3 separate regions of the Mus musculus genome follow, and all the other regions are linked to region 1. The links are chromatin contacts, found by Hi-C or POLR2A ChIA-PET in ENCODE. All regions are on one chromosome and are shown on one strand. The core of a region is the stretch at or near the end of the contact, and the rest is flanking DNA. Distances in the headings are between cores, read along the strand shown.

Evidence for each region. A loop is a pair of places that touch in the nucleus more often than their neighbours do. ChIA-PET counts read pairs that join two places held with the same protein, here RNA polymerase II (POLR2A).
Region 2: a loop to region 1 is called in a map of left cerebral cortex, with 4 times the contacts of the local background. The contact joins the enhancer-like site here to the promoter of Dhx8 in region 1. A Hi-C loop is called at or near these places in 7 of 37 maps with a recorded cell type or tissue (heart, left cerebral cortex and mouse trophoblast stem cell). POLR2A ChIA-PET finds 5 or more read pairs at or near these places in 5 of 5 experiments (Patski and embryonic stem cell).
Region 3: POLR2A ChIA-PET joins it to region 1 with 14 read pairs in Patski. The contact joins the promoter of Etv4 here to the promoter of Dhx8 in region 1. POLR2A ChIA-PET finds 5 or more read pairs at or near these places in 4 of 5 experiments (Patski and embryonic stem cell).

The regions. Positions count from the first base shown.
Region 1 is chr11:101,731,570-101,734,508 of GRCm38, reverse strand. It overlaps Dhx8 (DEAH (Asp-Glu-Ala-His) box polypeptide 8), which reads right to left and starts at 1,553. Exons shown (of 23, transcript NM_144831.2): 1 at 1,321-1,553; 2 at 268-353. The coding sequence starts at 1,468.
Region 2 is chr11:101,686,292-101,689,545 of GRCm38, reverse strand. No RefSeq gene overlaps it. Among named protein-coding and RNA genes, the nearest start is that of Gm39391, 8.3 kb to the left of the region's middle. Within about 2 kb of position 1,646, at least 3 of the 3 ENCODE cell types and tissues checked have a DNase peak (open chromatin) inside an H3K27ac peak, as active enhancers do; they include heart and left cerebral cortex, where a contact is called at or near this core.
Region 3 is chr11:101,783,811-101,786,684 of GRCm38, reverse strand. It overlaps Etv4 (ets variant 4), which reads left to right and starts at 1,375. Exons shown (of 13, transcript NM_001316365.1): 1 at 1,375-1,577; 2 at 2,058-2,168; 3 at 2,362-2,455; 4 at 2,671-2,718. The coding sequence starts at 2,109. Gm39392 (a long non-coding RNA gene) reads right to left here and starts at 1,364. Exons shown (of 3, transcript XR_880221.3): 1 at 1-1,364.

The DNA of each region.
Region 1 (2,939 bases), core at 304-2,803:
AAAAACAAACAAACCAACAACAACAACAAAAGAATGTCAGCATCCTCAGACTTACTGCCGGAAGTCCTGCGGCATTCTCCTAGGACAGTGGGGAAGGAATCTGGCTCCCTGGCCAGCAACGCAACTTTACACATTTGATGGCTTATTTACTTGATATGCACAAATCGCTCCTTCCTACTTAAAAATCCTTTAGTGCGATCAAAATTTAAATTCAGTAGCAACACCAAAGAAACAAAAAGGAAACAAAGAATCTTCAGATATACATACTGTGAATTCTGCACCATTTTTGACCAGAGAAGCCTTAAAAGTATCAAAGGTAGTATTTTTCTCAGCAAGACTGATGACAAATTCAGCTGTTAAAAAAAAAAAAAGGAATTATAAATGGACTCAGATAATAATTAAATTATAAAAGAACTCAGGAATCCGCCTGCCTCTGCCTCTCAAGTGCTGGGATTAAAGGCGTGCGCCACCACTGCCCGGCTTTGTCGTCGTTTTTTGTGACGGGTCATACCCTGATACATACCATGCCCAAGCTACCCTCAGATTATCTACGTGTGACTTTGGAATTACTAATCATTCTGCCCTCACATCCCAAGCCTGAGATCCTAGGCGCCTGCCTGGCTGTCATTTACTTTTGAGGACATTCTGAAAAAGCCCAACACCACCCAACCCTGTACCTATCAAACGGAAGTGTTCCCCTCATGCTTCTAATTCACATACTCGGCCTCTCATTTTCACAAGGGCTCCGGCTATGCATATAATTACGATCTGGGCCCCGAGCCTTTCTTATTTTCTCTCTGGGTCCCCTAGTCACAGTTTGCCCTTAAACATCTAATGACTAGTATGTGAGAGATAAGAAGATGTAACTAATTTAAGAGCACGGCTCAAAGCACAAGCTCGAAGTAGATGCTGACTACTGCCTGACTGTGCGAAGACCAAACAAGATAATGTAGATGAAGAGCTACCCATAATATCTTGTGAGCTTCTAAAAATTACTGGCCGTAATTACAACCATCATCTTCGCGGGGGCTGCTGCTGCTGCTATTGTTAAAGCTATTTCGCCCCCCAGAACTGAAAAACAACAATCGAGCAGAAATTGCTGCCCCAGCCTTCACCGGCAGCTCACAGAAATGGTTTCTAATAGCTCGGACCGGATGGTTCTCAAGCAGAGGCCACCGCCACAGGTTCCCGGAGCCCAAGTCACGATGACACACACACAGACACAGACAGACAGACACACACACACACACCATCAACCGCTTCTCTCCTGCCTCCCTCACCCCCAAAATCAAAAGCCATCGGGACCTTCCTCCAGCTCACCCAGATCCTTGTCGTTGATGCCCAAGTGATTGTCCAGCTCCGTGCAAACCTTCGACACCAAAGACAGGTACTCAAGTTTAGCGAGTTCTTCCGCCGGGCCGGGCTCCGAGCCCATTAGGACCCCGGCGGCGGCCACGGCTACAGCCATGGCTACAACTTCCCTTTGGTCTCCTTCCGGCCGGCCAGAACGCGAAGCCACAGCTTCCACTTCCGGGTCGGCGCTCGTCTCTTTTGTTTACAGGGACGTCAAGTAAAGTTAACCGTCTTTGTAAGGATCAGCGAGATCTGGCAGGAAGTTCCCACAGACGGGCCAGACGCACTGAGTTACGCTGTTCGTTCAGTGGCGGCCTCTAGCGGGGGGGAAGACTCCACCCGCCTTTAGGTTTTTTTAAGGATCAATCTCAGCGCGCCTCTGTGATCCGTCAGCAGAGGGCGACCGTGGCCTGCGCGACTGAACAGCGCCTCGGAAAAGCAAGTTGGCTTGTCCTTGATCAGCTCAGTTCCTGACCTCATGGCAAGTGATCTCAAGTGACCTTACACCAGCAGACGCTAGATTCTGGCTGCTTATCTGTAAACTCGGATAATACGGTCTAAATGAAATAGATATGCAAAGTGGCTGAGCCACAGTAGGCACACTGAAAATATTAGTTGCTGTTATAACCCCCCCAAACTGCGAGTGGTCCAGCAAAGCTTATCTCAAGCATTCCTGTTGCCAAAACCCTCAGTCCTCTTAAAATCTGCTTCTCTAAATGTCAGCTGTGTTGTGAACCTGAGGTCATAAATTCAGGTGTCCCAACTTTTACTTTTCCCTTTGGCAGAACCTTGCAATGAAGATGAAGGGTTTCCCATGTCTTAGTATTCTGTGTAAAAAACAAGAAAATACTTCCTCTAAGGTGAGTAGCCCTCCCATCAGTCAAAAGACAGAAAATGAGCCCCCTCTGCTACTGTTGGCTGACTCTGTTGCACTACTGTGTCTTTGAATTATTGGGAACACTTCAGTGATAACGAGTTGCAGGGAAGCTGGGCAGGCTGGTGCTCTCCTTTAATTGAAGCACTCGGAGGGCAGAAACAAGCTGTTCTCTGAGACTGAAGTCAGCCAAAGTTACACAGTGAGAACCTCTCTCAAAATTGCAGGCAAAGGACTATCACAGTAGTTCCGTGTTTCCAGGTTCCCAAGGATTTAGTACATTGCCATCTGAGTTCCTGATGCCCTTCCCTTCCTTATAACTTACTTGTTTTTATTTCCTATACATGGTTTTGCCTGCATTCATGTCTGTGTAAGGATGTCAGATCCCCTGGAACTGGAGTAACAGATAGTTGTGAGCTTCGGTGTGAGTGCTGGAAATTGAACCCAGATCCTCTGGAAGAGTGACCAGTGCTCAGAACCATGAGCCATTTCTCCAGGACTCACTCCTTCCTTCCTTCCTTCCTTCCTTCCTTCCTTCCTTCCTTCCTTCCTTCCTTTCTCCGTGAACAGAATGAGAAAGTCTGCCCTTGATGCTGCTTGCTTATCTGCCAGTATGGAGTTAGGTTTCAGGAGTTAATTCCACTTGACCCTTCTTTCTCTACATCTCCTTGCTACTAAAACTTCATATTTCTATCCAGCTGCACTTTTAACA
Region 2 (3,254 bases), core at 397-2,896, 45 kb after region 1:
TGTCCCTCATTCCTGACACGGATTGCACAGGTCTGGAACCCTCTGCAACTGCTTCATATATTGCTCACAGAGGAAAGGCAAGGACCACATGTGGCTTTCCAACATCCTTTCAGGTCAAGTACTCCAAAGAAGGGCACAAAGTGGAACTTGGGAAGTGTTAGCCATGTGAGTGAATGAATGAATGAATGAATGATAGAAGGTAGAGTGCGAGGAACACATTCCAGCCAGAAAACATTCCACTTCTTTCTTTTCCTTTTTCTTTTTCTTTTTAAGACAGGGTTTCTTTGTGTGACCCTGGCTGTCCTGGAACTCACTTTGTAGTCCAGGCTGGCCTCGAACTCAGAAATCTGCCTGCCTCTTCCTCCCAGATGCTGGGATTAAAGGTGTGCGCCACCACCGCCCGGCTTCACTTCTTTCTTTAAAAAATAAAATAAAAATAAAAATCTTAATACATATGTGTGGGTGTTTTGCTTACAAGTGAATCTCATGCCTGGAGTCTGGTGTATGTGCCTGTGGGGACCATGGAGGCACGAGGCACAAAGAGGGTGTGAGTGCTCCTGGAACTAGAGTTACAGCTGCTTATGAAATTTGTCTGGGGGGCTGGAGAGATGGCTCAGCGGTTAAGAGCACTGACTGCTCTTCCAAAGGTCCTGAGTTCAAATCCCAGCCCAAAAAAAAAAAAAAAAAGGTTGGCAAACCCAGGTCCTTTTTTTTTTTAAAGATTCATTTATTTTATTTATATGAGTACACTGTAGCTTTCTTCAGACACACCAGAAGAAGGCATCAGATCCCATTACAGATGGTTGTGAGCCATCATGTGGTTGCTGGGAATTGAACTCAGGACCTCTGGGAGAGCAGTCGGTGCTCTTCACCACTGAGCCATCACTCCAGCCCCTCTGGTACTTCTTCAGGAGCACCATATGTTCCTCCTAAGCAGACACTGTGTCTCTCCAGACCAGAAGATACCTTGTTAGACCTCCTTTCCTGCCCCCTTTTGGTGTGTTTGGGCTTTTTTTTTTTTTTTTTTTTGCCAGACAGGATCTCCCTATGTAGCCTTGGTTGGCCAGAAACTCACTATGTAGACCAGGCTGGCCTCAAACTCACAGAGAAATCTGCCTGTCTCTACTGAGTGATGGGATTAAAGGTGTGGGCCACCCACCCACCCCTAGCAGGGAAAGCACTTTCTAAGCTGTAAATGTTATCTAGGAGGCAGAGCTGATGATGCATGTGGCTAGTCAGGACCTGCTCAGACAGACTGGTAAGAAAGCCAGTCTCCTGCCGGCTGTACCAGTCTAGGGTCTGTGCTCTACTAGCAAGTGGGAGGACTGCTTCATAGCATACTCTCTGTGGGTGCCTGGAAGAGGGTGACACAGTGACTCAGCCCCGTTGGTGGTGGCTGGGGTCTCCCAGAGACACAGCTTGGCACACTCAGCCCTGTTTTTATTTGAGGTTCATCTTGATGGGCAGAGAATCCCTGTAGGCAGGGTGGTGACTAAGGCTGGTGTGTCACGAATACTGCTGGCCTCCTCTATGCACCCGTGTCCCTGGGGGAACTATGAGAATGTGTCCTCTCCCTCTTGCTCAGCAGATGACTGAGGAAGCCGGGACTTCCCTGTAAAGGAGCAGATGGCTACTCACCCACATGGACACCCATGTGCTCAGCCAGGCTCCTGCCAGAGAAAGGGCATTTCGTAGTCACCACTTGAAGCCAGGCACATGCCTGTGATACCAGTACTCAGAAGGCTGAGGCAATGGAGGGAGTGGATAGCCTAACTAAATAAATAGTTAAAACTAACCCACCCCACCCCCATCTTGGCTCACCAGTGCTCCAAAGGAGGATTCAGCCCCCAGAGTGTATCCCCGCTACCCCTCCCAACATATCTCTAAAATAGCTAAATTTTCTTTCTCCCTCAAAAGATTCCCCAAAGCAGCGCTTCCACCCACATCTTGGCTCCCCCACACGCCCGACCTGCCTCCTAGCAGACAGCCCACTACTGCCTCCCTCCCACTCAGCCCTCTCGGAGTTCTGAACACCCAAAAAGGAAAAAGGATTTGTGCTGAGGGAAGACAGAACAGGGGAGGAAGGGAAGGGAAGGGCTGCCTGCCAGCTGACGCTCCACAGAATAAGCTGCCTGCATCTGTGCCAAGGGTGTAGCTCCTGCGAATTCTGGGAGATGAAGGAAAAAGGAGAGAAAAGAATGTTCCGGTTTGCACGGCACATCCCAAGTCCTACAATAAACAGTACTGAATAGGCTTTCCCAAAGGGAGAATGAATGGGTGATAGAGAACTCAGGAGATTAGATATTCATTCAACAAGCATTTAACCCACCCTATGTGCCAGGCAACACACATATAGCAAAGAATGCAAACAGGAAAAAAAAAAAAAAAAACAGCATACTTGCCCTGGAAAACTCTCACATTTGAGTGGGAGAGACACAAGCAAAAAGGATAATATAACACTAAGGAATAGACAGGCACTGGGGACAGTGGGAGCAAAAGGATGGAGTCGAGAACAGACTGAAGTGGTCAGAAAGCCTTCCCTGGGAGGAACTGAGTTGGTGACAATGGAAAAAAGGCATTCTCAGGCCGCAGAAGCATCCCGTGGGGAGGCCTGGGGTTGTGGGAGCACCCCATGAGGAGGCCTAGGGTTGAGGGAGCACCCTGTGAAGAGGCCTGGGGTTGTGGGAGCACCCCACTGGGGCTGTGGGAGGATCCCATGAGGAGGCCTGGGGGTGCAGGAGCACCCTCTGAAGAGACCTGGGGGTACAGAAGCAACCATAACTGAGGCCTCAGGTAGCAAGACATGTTTACCTTTTTTAAAGATTTATTTATTTATTTATTTATTTTGTATATGAGTACACACTATAGCTGTACAGATAATTGTGAACATTCATCTGGCTGTTGGGAATTGATTTTAGGACCTCTGCTCTCTCAGGTTGGCCCATTTGCTCAGGCCCAAAGATTTATTTATTATTATAAATAAGTACACTTCAGACGCACCAGAGGAGGACATTAGATCTCATTACAGGTGGTTTGTGAGCCACCATGTGGTTGCTGGGATTTGAACTCAGGACATTCGAAAGCACAGTCAGTCCTCTTACCTGCTGAGCTATCTCACCAGCCCCTGCAAGACATGTTTATAAGAGTTCAGGATGTTTTCATTTTCAATTTTTTTTTCTTTAGGATTTTTGATATATTTCATTACTCAGGGCTTTGTTTGTTTGTTTGTTTGTTTGTTTGGAGTTTCAATATTC
Region 3 (2,874 bases), core at 126-2,625, 52 kb before region 1:
CCCATAACTATATAGGGATTTCTCTAACAGGGAAGAGAATGAAAGATACCTCACCATATATATGGACTGACCCAGGCTCTCATGAAAAGGGGGGTCCCTAGAGGAGAGCGGCAGCAGGTTCAAACTTTAAAGAACAGTTTGGTAGGTAAAGGGGAGGAGTTTGTGTGGCAGAAAGAGCCCAGTTCAGGTGCCAGGGGGTTAAGGTTTTTGTCCCTTCTCTGACTCCTACAGGCTGGAAGAGATTGCATGCACCTTTTCTTTCTCAGAAGTACTGTTTGGTTAGACAGATGAACTTTGAAAGCAGCCCTGTGGGCCTGTGGGTCCTTGTGACGGCATCTAAAGCAACCCAGATCCCAAGGGAGGTAGTCTTTCTCACACTTGCTTGGCGCCCAGCACCATGTCTGACACAGCAGATATTTACTGAAGGCAGTGATGCTCGAATGACAAACACTAAGATCAACCTCTTGGACAAAATTGGAACCCATCCTGTCTTTTGATCACCAAGTCACTTGGGATTTCTGCTTCCTATCATAAGGAGTAAGATGGCAGCGAGAGAGACATCCTTGAGCCTCTTGTTGGCAAAGCCTCGAATGAATGATAAAGCGGGTCACAGAATAAGCAACTCTACAGATCACAGACCCGTGAGAAAGCCGGTTTGAGCCAGTTTACATTTACTGAGCACCAACTGTGCCTCCATTTGTTTTCAAGTAGCTCGGGGTCTCAGAGGGCTGCACAGAAGACCTTGGTGGCTTTGAAACGCTAATGCCCCTCAGTGACAAGCTGAGTTACCTCAGGTGAGGAGGCCATGGTGTCTTTCTTAGCTTTCTTCCATTTTCATTTGTAAAGTAAAATGGAAACCGCTCCGCAGCACCACGTTATGGGAAGGAAATTAGCACGTGGAGGCAGAGCGCTTCATAAATGCTAGTTATTATGGTTCCTCTGGGCGCACAAGTCCGTTTGCCTCCCCCTCCCCCCAGGGCACACAGACGTGTTCACACTCCCACGTAAGTATAGATGCACAGAGGCGTGAGCTAACGCCAGCGGAAGGAGCTCAGGGGTCCTTAGACCCAAAACCCAGGTTGGAACCCGTGGAGAAGCTGCCGGGTCTTCAGCTTCCGTCTTTTTTTCTCAATTCTTTATGAATGAACTAAAGCCGAAAGGAGTTTATTTTTTTATGAATGGAAGTCCAAAAAGTGAATGAAGCCAGGAGCCAGCCCCTACTTTCTGATTGGTCTTCGTGGCTGGGAAACTCCTCCCTCAAGCTCAGCTAGCCGAGTCTGAGGATTGGCGGGCGTGCCCGGCCCTGGGGTTTCATTCACAAAAGTCAATGAAACAAAGGGAACCGGTGGGGAGGGGCGGGGGAAGAGCGAGAACGGAGGCCAAGGCAAAGGAAATGCACCAATCAGCTGCTCCCCCGGGCTCACAACTGTCTGCTGCGCCCGGAAAACAAGCCGGGGCTCTGGGGACCCGGGGCTCAGGCCGCCTCGCTCCGGCCTAGCCCCGCCACCTTAGTTGTGTCATCCCCCGGGCATGCTGAGCATCCCCCCGCGGCTCCGGCACAGACGCCCGGACCTCAGGTGAAGCTGCGGAAGGGGAAGGAAGGGAGAGTGTCTGTGATTTCCCCGCTTCATCTCCCACACACCACACTCTCTCTGTTCGGCGCCCGCTTCCGCACATTCCGGGGCGGGGGTGGGAGGCGTCGGGATTCGAGGCTGGAGGGGGCGCCTGAGTTATGGGCGTGCGAATGGTGTGCGCCGCGCGCGCGCGCCCACATACACACACACACACTCACACACGCGCGCACACACACACGCACACACACGTCTTATGTAACCCAGTTCGGGCTGAGCAGGGCTGCAGAAAGCAGACACACCAACCCCAGCTCAAGGGAGCAGGTGGGACCTCCTTTGGCGGGAGAGGAGTGGCGGTGGAGGCGCTCGGCCGCGCAGGTCCCAGCGAGTCGGAGAAGTTTCGCTGTCCGATCCAAAGCCTCGCGATCGCCCCCTCCCCCCCGCAGCGCTCCCGGGACCGTGTGCGAACTGCCTCCCCCCTCCCAGGTCTCTGCCTCCGCGCGGGGGCCCGGCCCTGTGGCCGGAGGGAGCGGCCGGATGGAGCGGAGGATGAAAGGCGGATACTTGGACCAGCGAGTGCCCTACACCTTCTGCAGCGTGAGCGCCGCGCCGGCCTCCACGCCCGCCCCCGCCCCGCACCCCGCCCCTACTCGCCCCGCAGCCCCCTCCCGGGGGGTCTCAGTGGGTCCAGGACCGCCTGGCCCCTGAGCCACCCCGGGACCCCACCCCCAACCCCAAGCTAGACTCCTCAGGGTGATTCGGGGGCATTCTTCCCCCCTCCTTCCAGCAGAAATCTCCCGGAAATGGGAGCTTGGGCGAAGCGCTGATGGTCCCGCAGGGAAAGCTCATGGACCCGGGCTCCCTGCCGCCTTCCGACTCAGAAGGTAAAGAAACAGACAAACTGCGACCCCTCTGCTTAATCCACGTACATCCATCCCAAAGCCTTATCCTGGACTTCCCCAACCCACGTTTCCCCAAAAGTCAAACCACTCATTCTTCTCCGTCCCTTATCACCAGTGGGGAGGCTGTAACCCGGGCTCGCCAGGTCTCTTCCCCATATTATCGCCACCTCTTCACCAATCCAATATTCACCCATCAGATCTCTTCCAGGACCTCAGTCACTTCCAAGAGACGTGGCTCGCAGAAGGTGAGTAGTTTTGTTTCCTTCCTAAAATTAGAAGTGGGACATGGGGGGCGGGGGGTTCTTGTCTGTCTCAAGGAGTCCTTCAACCCCATCTCTCCAGTCCCTAACCATGTCACTCTCCCCGGTGCCCAGTGTGGACACATATCGATATTTATTTTC